Linked DNA regions of Homo sapiens: region 2 is linked to region 1. The links are chromatin loops, found by intact Hi-C in ENCODE. Cell type or tissue: heart left ventricle. All regions are shown on one strand. Links, peaks and the distances in the headings refer to the core of each region. The heading gives the core; the rest is flanking DNA. Region 1 has its middle 16 kb from the start of INCENP. Region 2 holds the start of MYRF (myelin regulatory factor).

Region 1 (5,371 bases), core at 143-5,142:
CATTCTTTCCAGAATTACACTCTTTCTCTTCCTGTGATCCAGTGCCTGGAAGAGTTGCCTCATATTTTTTGTCTAGTTTTTCTGTAGTTTATGGTGGGAAGGCTAATTCTGTACCGGTTCCTCCACCATAGATGATAGCAGAAGTCACCCATGCTGTGTTTTATTTGAGGGCCTGTGTGTTGAAGTCTCAAAGGCTCCCTCTTGTTAGTTGTTGCCCTGTGATGATGGTGATGGCTGAGAGGCTCATTTACACCAACTAAAAAATGTGCAGACGGAAGGTTAATAAAAGAGTGCCTTTTGCCGGGCGCGGTGGCTCACGCCTGTAATCCCAGCACTTTGGGAGGCTGAGGCGGGTGGATCACGAGGTCAGGAGATCGAGACCATCCTGGCTAACGCGGTGAAACTCTGTCTCTACTAAAAATACAAAAAATTAGCCGGGAATAGTGGCGGGCGCCTGTAGTCCCAGCTACTCGGGAGGCTGAGGCAGGAGAATGGCGTGAACCTGGGAGGCGGAGCTTGCAGGGAGCCAAGATCGTGCCACTGCACTCCAGCCTGGGCGACAGAGCAAGACTCCGTCTCAAAAAAAAAATAAATAAATAAAAATAAAAATAAAAAAGAATAAAAGAGTGCCTTTTATCAACTTGCAGTAAAGAATAAAATTTCATCAGACTAGAATGTTTGTGTGCATATTATTGTTCAGTCTCTTTCATAAGCAGAGCACATGAGGAAAATGATAATCAGCCCCTTTTTTTTTTCCAGAGAGAGGATCTCAATCTGGCACCCAGGCTGGAGTGCAGTGGCATTATCATAGCTCACTGCAGCCTCAACCTCTGGAGCTCAAGCAGTCCTCTGCCTCAGCCTCCCAAGTAGCTGGAACTACAGGCACATGCTATCACACCCAGGTAATATTTTACTTTTTTGTAGAGATGTGGTCTCACCATGTTGCCCAGGCTGGTCTCAAACTACTGGCCTCAAGTAATCCTCCTGCCTTGGCCCACCAAAGTGCTGGGATTTTAGGCGTGAACCACTGCACCTGGCCAGAGGCTTTTATTGAGGGTTTAGTATGAAGAATTATTGTCATGAGTAGCCAGTTAACCTGGGGGCAATCCAGTGTGTTCTCTCTCTAAGGCACAATGGAAGCCACGGATAATCTGAAGGTTGTCAGTACTCACGGAGTTAGCATGGGGTTGCTAATAGTTTAGAGGAATATTTACCAATTAGAGGAATTATTAATGGCATCAAACTATGGAGGACGCCTCAGACACAGCCAAGGACCTAGTAAGGCACACAGGGAGAACGCCATGTGATCATGAAGGAAGAAGGCCAATTCGAGGAATGGTTAATGGCATCAAACTATGACAGCTTAGTGCATTCCATTTATATCAGAGAGAGTCTTGCCGATGGAATCAGAAATACATGAAGTCCTCCAGCCATAACTCCCTGCATCTATCTCCACCTAAAAGGAGAACCTGTCCTTTAGAACAGGAGATACTTCAGGTTTGGTGACTGAAACTCATTCTCCCTTATACAGCGCTTGGATAGGAAATGCCAACATTTGCTTCTCTGACTTTCCTTTTGCTTTGCTCAGGTGACCTTGCGTGTCTCTGCTCTGATCCCTTATAAGTGATCTCAGAGTTGAGCTCCCAGGTGACAACTGTGTTTTCCGTTTTCCTCATTTCCAGCTTCATCAGAAGCACCTCTCTGTAGCTCCAAGTATTGAAGGTAGTCGAGCACGTTAATTCTTCATTGCATTCTAAGCCTAACTTCTATTACAGAATAGTTTGTCTGGCTGTGGGCAGTCCAGCTTTCTCTGTTTCTTTGTCATACTTTCTTTGTAAGGGCACAGCACCCTTTTTTACCCTGGCTGACAAAGACATTGTATAAGGAATTCCTGCTCAGGATGAGTCACTGGACTGGAGATTCGAAGTTCACATATCCTTACAATTTGAAGTTTTCCAGTCGTTGGCTGCTTTGGGGAAGTCAACTTAATTTGGTTCAGCAAAATCAAAGTAACCACTGAAAAGTGTTTGAGGGATAAATCTCTGCAAAATCTGTATTCACTTGCTAGAGCTGCTGTAACAGTGTCACAAACGGAGCAGCTTAGACCGCAGAAATGTGTAATCCCACGATTGTGGAAGTCAGAAGTCTGAGATCAGGGTGTTGGTTGGGTCAGCCCCTTCTGAGAGCCATGAGGGTGAATCTGTTTGGTGCAGCTGTCGTGGCTTCTGGTGTTTTGTTGTTGTTATTGTGTTTTTTTTTTTTTTTGAGATGGAGTTTCACTCTTGTCGCCCAGGCTGGAGTGCAATGGTGCGATCTTCAGCTCACTGCAACCTCCACCTCCTGGGTTCAAATGATTCTCCTGCCTCAGCCTCCCAAATAGCTGGGATTACAGGCGCCGCCACCATACCCAGCTAATGTTTGTATTTTTAGTACATGGGGTTTCACCATGTTGGTCAGGCTAGTCTTGAACTCCTGACTTCAGGTGATCCACCAGCCTCCGCCTCCCAAAGTGCTGGGGTTATAGGCGTGAGCCACCACACTGGCCTGGCTCTGGTGTTTTGCTGAAAATCTGCCTTCATGATCACACGGCATTCTCCCTGTGTGCCTTACTAGGTCACGTAGCTGTGTCAGAGGTGTCCTCCACAGCAAAAGTCGCAGTGGGAGGCAAACCAAACATGAGGTGGTATCTTGCTTTCCCTGCCACAGAAGGACGGGTCATGGTAGTTCCCCAGCAACTCCAGAAATAGCTGGAGCTCGTGCAGCCTAATGAAACTGTGGTGCAGTGGCGTGGGCCCCGGACTTGGAACAAAAAGCCCTGGGGCACCTACGTGACTTAGAGGACCAGTGTCCCCATCTGCAGAATGAGGGCATTAAAACATGTTAAAACATAAAAATGAAGGTGGCTTCTTAAGGTCCCTCCACCGCCAAAGATGAATTCTTTCAGCAACAGGGCAGTCAAGCTTTAATCTGAATTTATAAATGAGCACCATACTGTAAATCCACTAGGGGGCAGTAACTGTTCGCATTTGGATCCACTGATCCGCAGGCCTTGAACTACCATGACACCTTTATTAGGAAAGCAAGAGGCAGGTGGGTGGGATAAGGAATCTGGTTTTCCCCTCCATACCAAGCTACAATAAAGCCTTATGAATCGTGGCCATTTGGGGCAATAAAAAAATGAGTATTTTGTTGTTTTCTGCATCAGCTTGAATTTCCCTGGATTTTACCCTTTACCCATGAGGATGGATCTCTTTTTCTTTTTCTTTTTTCTTTCAGACAGTTTCACTCTGTCACCCAGGCTGGAGTGCAGTGGTGCAATCTCACCTCACTGCAACTGTCGCCTCCCAGGTTCAAGCGATTCTCCTGCCTCAGCCTCCCAAGTAGCTGGAATTACTGGCATGTGCCACCACGCCCGACTACTTTTTGTATTTTTAGTAGAGACGAGGTTTCACCATGTTGGCCAGGCTGTTCTGGAACTCCTGACCTCAAGCGATCCGCCTGCCTCAGCCTCCCAAAGTGCTGGGATTACAGGTGTGAGCCACCGTGCCCGGCCTCATCTCTTTTTCTTAATATGTTACTTGTTAAGTTTCAGAATTTCAGACCTGAAGGGACCCTTTGCAGTTGTGGTGAGTAGCTAGCTCAAGGCAATGGCAAGTAAATGGCAGGACCAGGAATACAAACCATCAAGTCTATTTTCTCAGCTGTATGATGAGACGTGATCTCTGAAGTTCCTTTAGGTCTAAGAGTCTGGCTCTCTGGTCTTCATTATCCAGACTGATTTCTGCTTCCCTGTGGTGGATCTAAGCATTAAATTGGGCTGGTAGGTTGACTTTTCTGAATATGGAGAGCTGGATTATCTAAAACTTTCTCATCAGAATGGAATTTAATTAAATCTTATTAAATCCATTGTATCACATTAAATCTCAAGTTGCATTCATTAAAATGGTAGTTCTCTGGACTTTTGGATTTCACAGAGTAGCAAAATTTGCAAATACGTTTAAGCATTGAGTTAATTTTATTAAGTAAATATGTATGGGTTTTTTTTTAACACCTATCTCTTATTATCCTACTATTATAAAAGACATTTAAACTCAAAAAGAAGAGGGCATGCAATCTCAGAATACGTCAAAGTGACACAAATAAATTCCTTTATGAGGCCAGGCACGGTGGTTCACACCTGTAATCCCAGCACTTTGGGAGGCCGAGGCGGGCGGATCACCTGACGTCAGGAATTAGAGACCAGCCTGGCCAACATGGTGAAACCCTATCAATACTAAAAATACAAAAATTAGCTAGGCATGGTGGTGGGCACCCATAATCCCAGCTACTCAGGAGGCTGAGGCAGGAGAATCACTTGAACCCAGGAGGTAGAGTTTGCAGTGAGCCAAGATTGCACCACTGCACTCCAGCCTGGGCGACAAGAGTGAAACTCCATCTCAAAAAAAAAAAAATTCCTTTATGAAAAACTCATTGCATTGTTCTTATTTTTCTCGTATTGTACAAATCAGTAAAATCCTTGTCAGCCACTGGATCCAGCCTACAGATCAGCCTTGAGAACGTCTGCTTAAAGCAACTGACAATGTTATAAAAGTTCCTCCACAAAAGAGCTCTGCTGCCTGTGAATGCCTCCTTGAAGAGACAATGAAGGCAGAACACATATCCAAGCTGGGCAAAAGAAAACAGTGGGGGTCAAAAAGTATGTCTTTAAAGCTGCACTTCCAAAGAACTTCCTGAGAGATTTGTAATTTCTATTTCTGTATGATAAAACACTATTGGTGAGGCATGGTTGTTCATGCCTGTAATCCCAGCATTTTGAGAGGCCAAGGTGGGCGGATCACCTGAGGTCAGGAGTTCAAAACAAGTCTGGCCAACATGGTGAAACCCCGTCTCTACTAAAAATTAAAAAAAAAATTAAAAAAAAAATTAGCCAGGCATGGTGGTGCATGCCTGTATTCCTAGCTACATGGGAGGCTGAGGCAGGAGAATCGCTTGAACCCGGGACGGGGAGGTTGCAGTGAGCCGAGATCATGCCACTGCATTCCAGCCTGGGTTATGGAGCAAGACTCCCGTCTCATAGGAAAAAAAAACAAACAAAAAAACCCTACATTCTTAAGGCCTAAAATGTACTAAAAATAAAACAGGAAAACAAAAATGGGGGTAGGGTTCCTTCTGTGAATGCAAACATGCTTGACCAATGAGATGTAGTTGAAAACCTAGACCACTGGTACAGACTGAATTGTGTGGACTCTCCATACTCACATACAGCAGATGCAGAGAAGGGCACAGAGGGAGGGAGTGATAAATCTGAAGATAAATGGAGAATTCAGAATTCTCGCTTTGATGTACTCAGTGGCTTTTTGGCAAACCGTCT
Region 2 (5,371 bases), core at 161-5,160, 360 kb after region 1:
TAAGCCGTGGCGTCAGCCCCCACCCCCCAACCCATGGTCAGGAGGGAGCCAGGGAGTCCAGGCCAGCCAGGCCCACCCCTCTGCTCTCTGTCAGGGCCCAGCGTCCTGGGGCAGGCAGTGTGGAGGTCAAGGGAGCCTGGCCTGCGGGTCCTCTGGGTACCTAGCAGGCTCAAGGCACTCCAGACAGTAACCCAAGCAAGCACGAATGTCTGGTCCCCTCTTCCCTGAAGGTCTCAAACCGCGTCAGGCCCCTCGAGAGCTCCTATGGATCAACAGTGTCTGGGGAGAGCCAGAGCCCCGGGACAGATGCAGGGCTGCCTAAGACCCTCAGATGGCCCACCTGATGCAGAGTCAACCATTCAATCTAGTCCAAGCCTGAACTCTTGGGTTCTGGGTCTGTGGGGTGTCCAGAATCCTGGAGTGGGATGACTGAGGCTTAGGGGTGCCCCTGCCTGGGCTGCTCAGCCAGCAGGTGTGAACAAGGGTTCCTGCCTCCCAAGTCACAGAGGGAGAGAAACTGAGGCACCGGAAGACCTGCTTCTCTCCTCCACAGGACTCCACAGGAATCTGGGGCTTGAAACTTGGGCCTTGGTTCCCTGCCCTGTAGCCCTGATAGGTTCACACATGAAGGGAAGGTTCTCAATGCACCAAGGAGCAGGATGTGGCCTTAGGGACTAGAGGGAGCTCGGGGCAGGGGCTGGGCTCGCTGCATTGGTAGACAGGGGCACAAAAGGGGGCCAGAGGGTCTGGCTAGATGTTCCAGGGAGGTTCTGAGAAGCGGAGTGGGCTGGGAGGCAGTCAGCCAGAACTTCCCCTCCCCCTCCCACTGCGGTCCCATCCCTCCAGAACCCAGCACCAGGAGGAGTGGTGGCCCTGCAGGAGGGGCAGGGGTCGTCCAGGAAAAGACAGGGAGTTGGTTAGATGGAGGAGCAGACCTCCAAAACCAATGTAGGGGTGGGGGCAGAAGAAGATATTATGGGGTGTATGTCAATTCCACCCCAGAGGGCTCCTTTCGGTCAAGTGGGGGTGAGGTCACTCTTTGAGGGGGCGAGGTCAGAGAGGCACAGCTCCAGGGTTGGGGGGACATAGTGCTGAGGAGCCTCAGAGGGCTGGTGGGATGCAGTTCACAGCACTAGAAGGGTCTCAGAGAGCAGAGGTGACCGGTGGCAGGGATGTCAGCTTCAAGAAGGTTCCAGCCCCAGGAGAGCATGCTAGGGAGGGGGGTCCCAGCCCCAAACAGGAGAGCAGTCACTAGGCAGCATTGTGGAAAGCAGGTGGCAGTCTCCAAGGGGATCCAGGCTCGAAAGTGGTCCTACCCTCATGGAAGCACAGTGGGGAGGTCCCAGCTCCTAGAAGTCATGGGGGATGGCGCCAACCAGAAGGGCACACAGGGGGTCTTGGTCTCTAGGCGGGGGTCACAGATTCTGGGAAGCAGGCTGGGGTCCAGCCTCAAGAGGTACGGAAGGTCCTAGAAGGCACACCGGGGGTCTGGGCCTTGAATGGGGTTGTATCCCGCTTGGGGTTCTGGGGAAGCAAAGTAGAGGGTCCCCAGACTCGGGAAGTTTGCTGGGGGCGAGAGTGTCACAATTTAGGGAAAGTTCCGGGTCCTGGAAGGCTCAAAGGAGTCCGGACCTGGAAGGGGACACAGTCCCAAGGAAGCTGCGAGTTGAGGAGCGGGGAGGGGGAGCCCAACTTCAGCGGCGGTGGGTGGTAACCGCTGGGGGACTCCCAGCCCCGGGAGCCTGTCTTGGCGGGCTGGTGCCAGCCTGAAGGAGGGTCCCAGCCAGAGGAGGCGGAAACACAGCGAGGAGCCCCAGTTCCCGGGGAGATCAGCCGGGGGTTCCCAGCGCCAGAGGGTCGCCGCCGCCAGCCCGCGGTCTCTCACCTTCGAAGAAGCGCTGCAGCGCCTCCGTCTCGTCCACCACCTCCATGTCCCGCCTGCCCGGCGCACACTCCAGCCGCGGCCCCGCTACAGCCCGGCCCGGGGGCGCGGCATCGCCGGCGCGGCCCGCGCGACAGTCCCGGCTGGGCTCCGGCTACGGTCCCGCCCGGTCCGCCGCCGCGCTTGCCCCCCGCGCGTCCCTGGCCCGGCCCCTGCCCGCCCCACGCGCCCCGCCCGCCGCGCCCAGCGCCCCCTGCCGGCCCGCGCCGCGCCCAGCCCGGCCGCGGGCACCACGCTCCCGACTCCTGCAGGCGGCGCTCAGCGCTGGGCAGTCCTAGGCTTGCGGGGCGCGGGGCCGTCCCGGGTCGGGGGACGCGAGACCGTCCCAGGCTTGAGGGGCGCGGGGCCTTCCCGGGTCGGGGTGGGGGCGAAGGGCCGCTTGGCCTCTGTGGGGTCGGGACTGGAAGGGTGTGCCCTCGCCGTCCTCGCCTTCGTCTTGCACGGGACAAGATGTCACGATTCCGAATCCAAACCTCAGAGACAGCCCCCATCCCTCTCGTTAGCCACCCACACACCCCGCTCAGCAACAATAACAACCTGCATTTAGGGAACGTGTGTTATGTGCCAGGCCACACAGGCATTATCTCATGTACTCCTCACAGGCACCTTATCAAGGAGATGCTGTTGTTACCTGCATTTTACAGATGGGGAAACTGAGGCTCAATGCATTAAGGACTGCCAGGAAGCCCTGTCCTGTGGCTGTGATGATGGAAATGTTCCCTGTGTTGTTCAGTATGGTAGTCACTGGCCACAAGTGAGCACTGGAAATGTGCCTATTGAGACTGAGGAACTGATTTTTTCATTTTGTTTAATTGTAATTAAACAGTTACGTGTGGCTGTGGTATTGGACAATGCAGGTCTAAAAGCTCCTTTTTTTTTTGAGATGGAGTTCGGCTCTGTCGCCCAGGCTGGAGTGCAATGGCGCGATCTCAGCTCACTGCAACATCTGCCTCCTCGGTTCAAGCGATTCTCCTGCCTCAGCCTCCCCAGTAACTGGGATTACAGGCGCCACCACGCTGGGCTAACTTGTATTTTTAGTAGAGACGGGGTTTCCTCATGTTGGCCAGGCTGGTCTCGAACTCCTGACCTTAGGTGATCAGCCCACGTTGGCCTCCCAAACTGCTGGGATTACAGGCATGAGCCACCGCTCCCCGCCCTGCCTAAGAGTTTCAAGGTCATTAAAGTTCAGAGCCAAATCCTGGCTGCCCCGGGAATCCGAACTCTCCTTTGCCGTGGCCCTGTCTGGTATAATGAAACCTGGAGGTTCTAACTCGATATAAGTCCAGGATAAAGCGGTTGTCCTTGTGCCCCTGCCTTCACCCTTATGACTGACTGCCTCCACATCTCTGTCCTGCCCAACTTGCACAGCCTCTCGTCTCACTGATATCCCCTTCAGTTCTCCCAAATCACCCTTTCTGAAACATACATCCGATCATGTCATTCCTTTGCAAAACTAAGTTTCCCTTTGCACTCAAAACAATATCTGAATGTCTTGCTCTGGTTTCTCAGGCCCCGCCTCTACCACTGGCCTCAGCTCTTCCCCTCTCTCCATTGCTCACTGAATAACAGCCACCAAGACCTCCTTGCCATTGCTCAAACATGCAAGGCCTACACCTGCCACAGGGCCTTGGCACATGCTATTCCATCTGTTTACAATGCTTGTCTCCACATGGCTACTTCTTTGTAGCAGTTGGTCTCAGCTCAAATGTCATGTCCCCAACCAGCCTACCTAAAGCAGTTCTCCCTACCTAGGCCTTTCTTGCTCACCATGTAAAAGATTCCTATTTAGTTTCTGTTATTATCCTTCTTGCTCTAGAATGGAAGCCCTACGAGGGCAAGATATTTTTCTGTATCGGTCACTGCTATAGCTTCAACACCAAGAACATGACCTGGCACACAGTAGGTGCTCAATAAATGTGTTGAATGAATGTATGGTGGCATCTTCAAACTACCGAATCCAGTCAGGCTCCAGTGGCTCACACCTGTAATCCCAGCACTTTGGGAGGTTGAGGCAGGAGGATTGCTTGAGGCCAGGAGTTCGAGACCAGCCTGGGCAACATGGCAAGACCCTGTCTCTACAAAAAATTAAAAAATTAACTAGGCACGGTGGCACATGCCTGTGATCCCAGCTACTGGGGAGGCTGAGGAAGGAGAATCGCTTGAGCCCAGGAGGTTGAGGCTGCAGTGAGGCTGCAGTGAGCCATGTTTGCACCACTGCACTCCAGCCTGGGCGACAGAGCAAAACCCTGTCTCCAAACACAAACAAACAAACAAACAAAAATCTACAGAATCCTGGACCTCTGAAACCTTGGGAGCGGATAATTCTGGAATCCCAGACCTAGAGAATCATCCCGCTTCAGAGTGGCTCAACTTGAAGCCTCTCGGGACCCTTCAAGGCAGCACGTAAAAGCTGGAAAAACCTACCCCACCCAACCACTGTTTGACAAGCCACTAAACAGAGGCCAGAGGTGTGGGGGACTGCTGGCAGATCAAGATGCCAACGTAGCCAGCTTCGGACTCTCACCTCTGCCTTGCAGCATCCCCAGGGAGGGTGGGGCACAAGCCAGGCCACCCCGTGGGGATGGGGTGAGAGGCCTGGAAGCCGCTCCCACCCCAGCCTCCCTGTCAGTTCTCAGTGGCCAGCCGTGGGGGAGGGGCAGCCAATGCCTGAGCCCCAGATGTGGCCCAGTCAGCAGGCCCATGGTGGCCCGCCGAAAAGGGTCAATGCCACGACAGTTCTGGGGTTGGGGGAGGGGGTGCTGAGGCCGGCGGGTGCCTCACAATGAGGTTTTGTCCCTCTGGGGGCCGCTCTCAGAGCTGTTGCTCTTAGATATATAGAATGGGATTTTGCTGGAGGCCCCAGCTGTGTGTGCTGACCGCAGCTCCCTCACCGCCCCCGCAGGGGCTGGGCTGAGAGGGGGGAGAGGGGCCACACTGAGACTCCTATTCTTTTCCAGCTGATACACCCCAGAGGTTTTTCTCCCTCCGCAGACTCCCTTAAGACAATTGTTATTCTCCACCCTGCCCCTCCTCCACCCGGGGTCAGGCCTGCCTGCGGACAAAGTAGACACCCGCCTACACCACGCGATTCTGAGAAACGGATTTACATTACGAGTCGCCTGGGACCAGCCACAGAACCAGCTTCTCTACAAGCCTCCACATACCCACGGATCTTTCCTCCGTATCCCACATACTGCATAACTGACCATCATCTAAGTTCTCACCACCATCCGTTGAGCTACACATTGTCCCTGTCCTGGTCAGCAAGGGCTGGAGGTAGAAGGGAAGACTCGTACTTTGTCCCTAACGCCCCAACTCCATTGCATTATAATCAATTAAGAGTATAGATTATTCAATCTCTAGGGTAGCCTTGAAGTTGGAAGGGGTGGAATGGAGCCTCCTGTTAACCCTGTAGCAGCTGACCTGGCT

The links. Hi-C counts contacts between places; a loop is a spot of excess contacts. Peaks named below come from ENCODE experiments on the same cell type or tissue, not always from the same donor. Only the 100,000 strongest peaks of a DNase experiment are listed, where the experiment ranks them.
Region 2: a loop joins it to region 1, with 11 times the contacts of the local background. A loop is called at or near these places in 43 of 110 quality-filtered maps.

What each region holds. Positions count from the first base shown.
Region 1 is chr11:62,105,823-62,111,193 of GRCh38, reverse strand. No RefSeq gene overlaps it. Among named protein-coding and RNA genes, the nearest start is that of INCENP, 16 kb to the left of the region's middle. In heart left ventricle, for the core only: CTCF peaks have their summits at 2,804 and 3,004 (motif pointing right); no DNase peak of the experiment used is centred there; H3K27ac peaks cover 1,323 bases.
Region 2 is chr11:61,749,305-61,754,675 of GRCh38, reverse strand. MYRF (myelin regulatory factor) reads right to left here and starts at 2,040. Exons shown (of 27, transcript NM_001127392.3): 1 at 1,886-2,040. The coding sequence starts at 1,931. MYRF-AS1 (MYRF antisense RNA 1) reads left to right here. Exons shown (of 4, transcript NR_026882.1): 4 at 231-647. RefSeq lists silencers at 1,891-1,990, 2,111-2,250 and an enhancer at 4,928-5,371. In heart left ventricle, for the core only: a CTCF peak has its summit at 2,231; a DNase peak (open chromatin) is centred at 2,135; H3K4me3 peaks cover 1,085 bases; H3K27me3 peaks cover 501 bases.